Linked DNA regions of Homo sapiens: region 1 is linked to region 2. The links are chromatin loops, found by intact Hi-C in ENCODE. Cell type or tissue: CD4-positive, alpha-beta T cell. All regions are shown on one strand. Each heading gives the region's core, and the rest is flanking DNA. Links, peaks and the distances in the headings are about the cores only.

The links. Peaks named below come from ENCODE experiments on the same cell type or tissue, not always from the same donor. Only the 100,000 strongest peaks of a DNase experiment are listed, where the experiment ranks them.
Region 1: it touches region 2 in a loop (5-fold over the local background); 16 of 110 quality-filtered maps call a loop at or near these places.

Annotation. Positions count from the first base shown.
Region 1 is chrX:135,002,955-135,005,879 of GRCh38, forward strand. No RefSeq gene overlaps it. Among named protein-coding and RNA genes, the nearest start is that of SMIM10, 13 kb to the left of the region's middle. RefSeq lists enhancers at 1,118-1,628, 1,629-2,137 and a silencer at 1,151-1,210. In CD4-positive, alpha-beta T cell, for the core only: no CTCF peak of the experiment used is centred there; a DNase peak (open chromatin) is centred at 1,327; H3K4me3 peaks cover 1,210 bases; H3K27ac peaks cover 426 bases.
Region 2 is chrX:135,053,417-135,056,341 of GRCh38, forward strand. No RefSeq gene overlaps it. Among named protein-coding and RNA genes, the nearest start is that of RTL8A, 2.7 kb to the left of the region's middle. In CD4-positive, alpha-beta T cell, for the core only: no CTCF peak of the experiment used is centred there; no DNase peak of the experiment used is centred there.

The DNA.
Region 1 (2,925 bases), core at 266-2,765, 51 kb before region 2:
CCCAGCACTTTGGGAGGCCAAGGCGGGAGGATCACCTGAGGTCAGGAGTTCAACACCAGCCTGGCGAACATGGCAAAACCTCGCCTCTACTAAAAATTAAAAAATTAGCCAGGCATGGTGGCATGTGCCTGTAATCCCAGCTACTTGGGAGGCTGAGACAGGAGGACTGACTGAACCTGGGAGGCAGAGGTTGCAGTGAGCCAAGATCGCGCCACTACACTCCAGCCTGCACAATAGAGCGAGACTCCATCTCAAAAAATAAAAAAGTAAACCGGTAACAGTGAAACTAAGCTTCTCTTAAATGTTCCAATATTATATGTATATATATGTAGTATGTAGTATGTATGTATATATGTAGTATGTATGTATATAAAAATTAGTAAGAGTTTTACTTAAAATCCTAACTCTAAACCCATGATTAAATTATGTATTTTAAATTCGAACCGCATCTTCTTTGGGCTGAGCTGTTTTGGGCATCCAAGGGGGGTTGACACACAGCAGTATCTCATAAAAACACATGATTCATGAAAGAAACAGAAGTGTCATTAAAACTGACTGCCCTAAGTAAATGGTGTATTATGTGCATATATGTGATTATGATGTTAAAGAAAGTAATGTAATGATCAGAGTGGCAATTCAATTTTGTGGTGTTGGTAAAACACTAAAAGCAAATGTTTCTGGTAAAATAATACAATCCCTCCTATTTTTATATTTTCAGCATCTCTGAAGATGTCCTATAATTATTTTCATTTAGTGTCCTAATATAGCAAATTAATAGATTTCTGAACATTTAACCCACCTTCTATTAACTGTTCATGGTGCATTACTCTTTGAATGTGCTGCTCTGGATGTTTGCTAATATTTGGGGCTTTCCTATTAATGTTTCAAAGTAACCACATCTGCGGCCAGGGAGCCAATAATCTGGCTGAGAGATGCATGAAGGAGGAAAATGTGTTCACAGAACCTCACTCCAGTGGCGTCCACAGCCGAGAGTCAGTAAAGGGACACGCTACAGCTGATGAGTTAGGTGAGGGGAGGAGTACGGTAGGAGGCCGCATCACCTTCCAGAACACGTGTCCTCTGCTCTCTTTGGGCAGCGGGCGCAATCTCCCCTCACACCGCAAACTGTCCTGGGATCTTCCCCCGCGCACCGCCCCTCGCCCGCGCCTGCCTTGGGAAATCTTGGCCCCACCTTTCTGATTCAGACCCCGCCTCCTGAAGAGAGTTAAGCCCTCCCCCACGTTCTCACAGCCGCGGCCCGGCCCCGTTCTGAGCTTGCGCACTAGTGACCATCGGGCTTTGGGGGCGGAGCCCGCGCAAGCACTCAGGCCACGCCCATGGCCAAGCCCACATTCCGCCCCATGGACAGGCCCACATTCCGCCCCATGGACACGCCTCCACAACCATGCATTTCCGGTGATGCTTAGAAATATAAAGATCGGAGTGGTAATGTAATTTTGTGACGTTGGTGAAAGACTAAAAGCAAATGGCAAAATCATACCCACTGACCTGAAATAGGGTCCAAATCGGGACAAAAAGGACATTTTTCTTTGCCTCCACCCTCTGACACAGCCTTTAGGAGGACAATGCCCTACGGCTGCCCCCAGCTGCCTAGAATCCACTCTACCCCAGACTACAGTGACAATTCTAAGCCCACCTGTCTTATGCAGAAACCGGGAGGCAGAAGGGGGCACACAACAGGAAGGGGAAGAAATGTTCTCTGAGGGAGAAACAGGTCCGTTTGGCACTTTCCACAGATGCACCCAACTCCGACTGGAATAACTGCTGCTTACTCCTCTGCTCATTGTGTCTTTGCAATTAAAAGAAAAAATTGAAGTAATTATCTCTGGTGAGTCACTTTCTGTATAGTTCACTTGTTATTCTCTCCTTTGTGCCATTATGAATTGACAAGTCCTTTGCAATAAGATAGAGAACAGTTTTGTAATAAAAAAGAACACAGTTGTTTAAAAAAAAACATGAAAACACAGGTTACAAAAAATGAAGCAATAAGGTAATGCACATAAATTAAGTCAAAGCAATGGAAAATAAATTGCAAACACAATAGAGTTATAAATATATATGGAAAAGAAGGACTAGATGACAATAAAACAAGATATAAACTGTTTCAGTTTATATGGTAAGAATAATGCTATTTTTTTCTAATAATCTCTGTTTTCAAATTTTCTTTAATGAATATCTGTGTACCAGCCCTTGTCCATTCTAGGGTGCTGTGGGGTTAAGATCAAACAAGGTATAGAATCACACATGCCTGGGTTTTAATCCTGCCTCAGCAAATTACTAACAGTATGTCCTTGAGCAAGTGACTTGACTTCTCTGAGACATACATATAGGGCCTGGCTGCCCAGATTACTATAAGCATGAAGAAAGATGATACAGACTAATGCTCAGCACAGGGTCTGTCAGAGGTAGTAACTGGGCTAATTGTAGCTATTACAATAGGGAACTTGATGGGTTTGTGATTTTGCTATTTATTTATTTTATTATATTACTAATCCTCAGTTAAAAATACATGTGAGAAGCATCCCCCAAATCTCACCAAATTTTTCTTTAGTTTCTTACCCTGTAGGTCCTATTTCTTCCTTGAGGGCATTTACCGCATCTTGCCCTCATATAATGTCTCTTTCCCCAGACATTGCCCCTCTCCATCCAGGCTCCTCATCGTCACTTACAGTTTCTCTGGGGAGTTAGGATGGCAGGGTGAACCAGCCTTATATACTCCCTAGTCTATGGATGGTGATAGCTCAGGGAACCTCCAGCAGCAGCAATTCCTGTCTCAGTGTGTCCCTGGCTTTCTGAGACAATGGTCATCTTAACTCACACATTCCCTTGTATAATGAAAAAATGAGGGAAGATGACATGTACTTGGCCAATGACCCTCCACTATCTGGGGGCCAGTGCAACTGG
Region 2 (2,925 bases), core at 315-2,814:
AATTATAAATTGCCACATAAAACTTTTTTTATTGCTGAAGAGGAAAACAAAAGAATACTCAAAAAATGAAAGGATATCCCTGGATCTGGGATAGGATGACTCAACATCATAAAGATGTTAATTTTCTTTATGTGAGGAGATGGAGGAGTTGTAGATTTATACCATGAACTTCACATACTGCCCCAGGAGTTGGAGAAGCTGAAGGAGGAGACCTAGCAGGGCTAAATGAACTACAGATCCAGCTATTGCCCCATACCAACAAGGTGACACAACAAATTTGCCTTCACCTCTGTGAATTGCAACAGTACCTGGTGACACCATAACCTTTCACATGCAAAATATCTGGCAGGCCTGATTAAGGCAGTAGTATTCAGAGAAAGCTGTTCTGAAAAGTGTTGTTCCATTAATGCTTAGTTGATACAATATAAATACATTACAACTGTGGTGATAAACCAGTTTACCCCACTGTAATACAGGCAACACTTTTTTCTTCTGCTTGGCTGGTCCCATGTCAGCACTGAGCTACTCAGGAGGCTGAGGCAGGAGAATGGCGTGAACCCAGGAGGCGGAGCTTGCAGTGAACCGAGATTGCACCACTGCACTCTCTGTCGCCTGGGCGACAGAGGGAGACTCCATCTCAAAAAAAAAAAAAAGTAAGGACACATTATATATAGGATTGCATATAAAAGTACATGCATCCATCCAGATATGTAGTCAGGGGTATTCTGGGTGGATTCACGGCCTCACCACTGCAGTCCTGCCTCTGCTAAATTTAAATAGGCCATTTTGAACATTGTCTCTGATAATGTTACTCTTGTATAATATACTGAGAATAAAAAAATGTAACTGTGGTAGATTGTATTATTGTTTGCTAAATAGTCTGGTTGCTACCCTTCAGTGTTCCTTGCTAGGTAGCACTCCCTGTCCACATACTTGTCCTGTTGAATGCATGTTGAATGCATTACATGGTCATGTGACTTGCTTTGACAATGAAACATGGGCAGAAATGTTATGTGTCACTTCAGGGTAGAAGCTTTAAAATATATCAGATGGGTTACCATGTCTTTCTTCCTTCTTTCCTGGTGACTGCTAATATCTCAAACAGGCTTCTCTGTCAGCTTGGATCCTGGAGTGGAGATGATGTGGAGCAGAATCTTACATGACCCACAGTGGGCATGCTGTATGAGCAAAAACCAAAATTCTGTTGTTGGAATATAGTGAGATTTTTGGTTGTTTTTTTTCCTCAGCCTACCCTGTCTGCACCAACAACAAAATTATTTTGCCTCTTCAAAATTTGTAATGACATACTGAAGGTGGAAAGGGGCTTTGGCCATTTCTTCTTGACAACAACTTAATCTGAAGAGATTTTAGAGTAATTACTATAGGATTAGCTACGGAAGGAGATTATGTTTTTTCCTTTGTACATTAGTAAAGTTGGCTGTTAAAATTCATTGCTTGGGAAGGCTGAAGTGGGGCTAGAATTTCCACACTCTGATGATGGTCTTGTGAATTGAAACACCATTTAAAAAACAGCATAGCAATATGTAGGAGTCACTTTGACTCACTGCTATGGACTAAATTGTGTCCCCCAAAATTAGTATATCAAAGCCCTAACATCCAACATGATGGCATTTGGTGATAGACCCTTTAAGAGGTAATAAGTGTAAGATGATGGTGTGAGGTAGGGCCCTCATGATGGGATTAATGTCCTTATAAGAAGAAACACCAGAGAGTTTGCTCTATGTCTCTAGGATGTGAGGACACAATGAGAAGAGGGTCATATGCAAGCCAGAAGGAGAGCCTTCATCAGAACCTGACAATGCTAGCATCTCAGACTTCCAGCCTCCAGAACTGTGAAAAAAAAAAAAATATATATATATATATATATATATATATATATGTTGTTTAAGATAGTAGTGCCCAACCTTTTTGGCACCAGGGACTGATTTCATGGAAGACAATTTTTCCATGGATGGGGCTGGGGTGGGGGATTTCAGGATGAAACTGTTCCATCTCGGATCATCAGGCATTAGATTCTCATAAAAAGCATGTAACATAGATCCCTCACATGTGCAGCTCACAATAGGGTTCCTGCTCCTATTGATACGGGAGTGCTGTGAAGGGAAGAGTGTGGTCTCTTTAAATGATATGGGAGGGGGGAAGGGAAGTGCTGGGTAGAGAAAGGTGGGTCCCTGGCTAGAGCTCCACCCCCACGGACCTAGGTAAGGACAGGCACTCCTGCTTTCACGCCCAAATGTTGCATTTTCCAAGACCATCCTGGCCTGCCATGCCCCCATCCTGAGCCTATAAAAACCCAAGACCTAGCAGGCAGACCCAAGTGGCTGGACGTCGTGAGGAACACATTGGTTGTCGAAAGCACGCTGGTAGAAGAGCACATGGACGGGCACTGGCAGGCCGGCAGGCCATGGACTGGTGGAATGACATGGAATTTGGCCAGAGTGGTTAGAGAAGAGTTGGGCCACCGAGTGGCCTGACTCCAGGGGAAAACCATCTCCTATCTGGCTCCCCAATCTGCTGAGAGCTACTCAGTAAAACCTTGCACTCATTCTCCACGCCCATATGTGATCCAATTCTTCCAGTACAACAAGACAAGAAACCCTGGGATATAGAAATCCTTCTGTCCTTTTGATAAGGAAGGAGGTCTAATCGAGCTAACACAAGTCGCCTATGGACGGCTAAACTAAAAGAGCACCCTGTAACACATGCCCACTGGGGCTTCAGGAGCTGTAAACATTCACCCCTAGATACTGCCATGGGGTTGGACCCCCACAGCCTGCCCGTCTGTATGCTCCCCTAGAGGTTTGAGCAGCGGGACACTGAAGAAGCCAGCCACACCCCCATTGCATGCCCTGCGAGGGGGACAGTGGAACTTTCGCGGTTCGCTATGAGAATCTAATGCTTCAC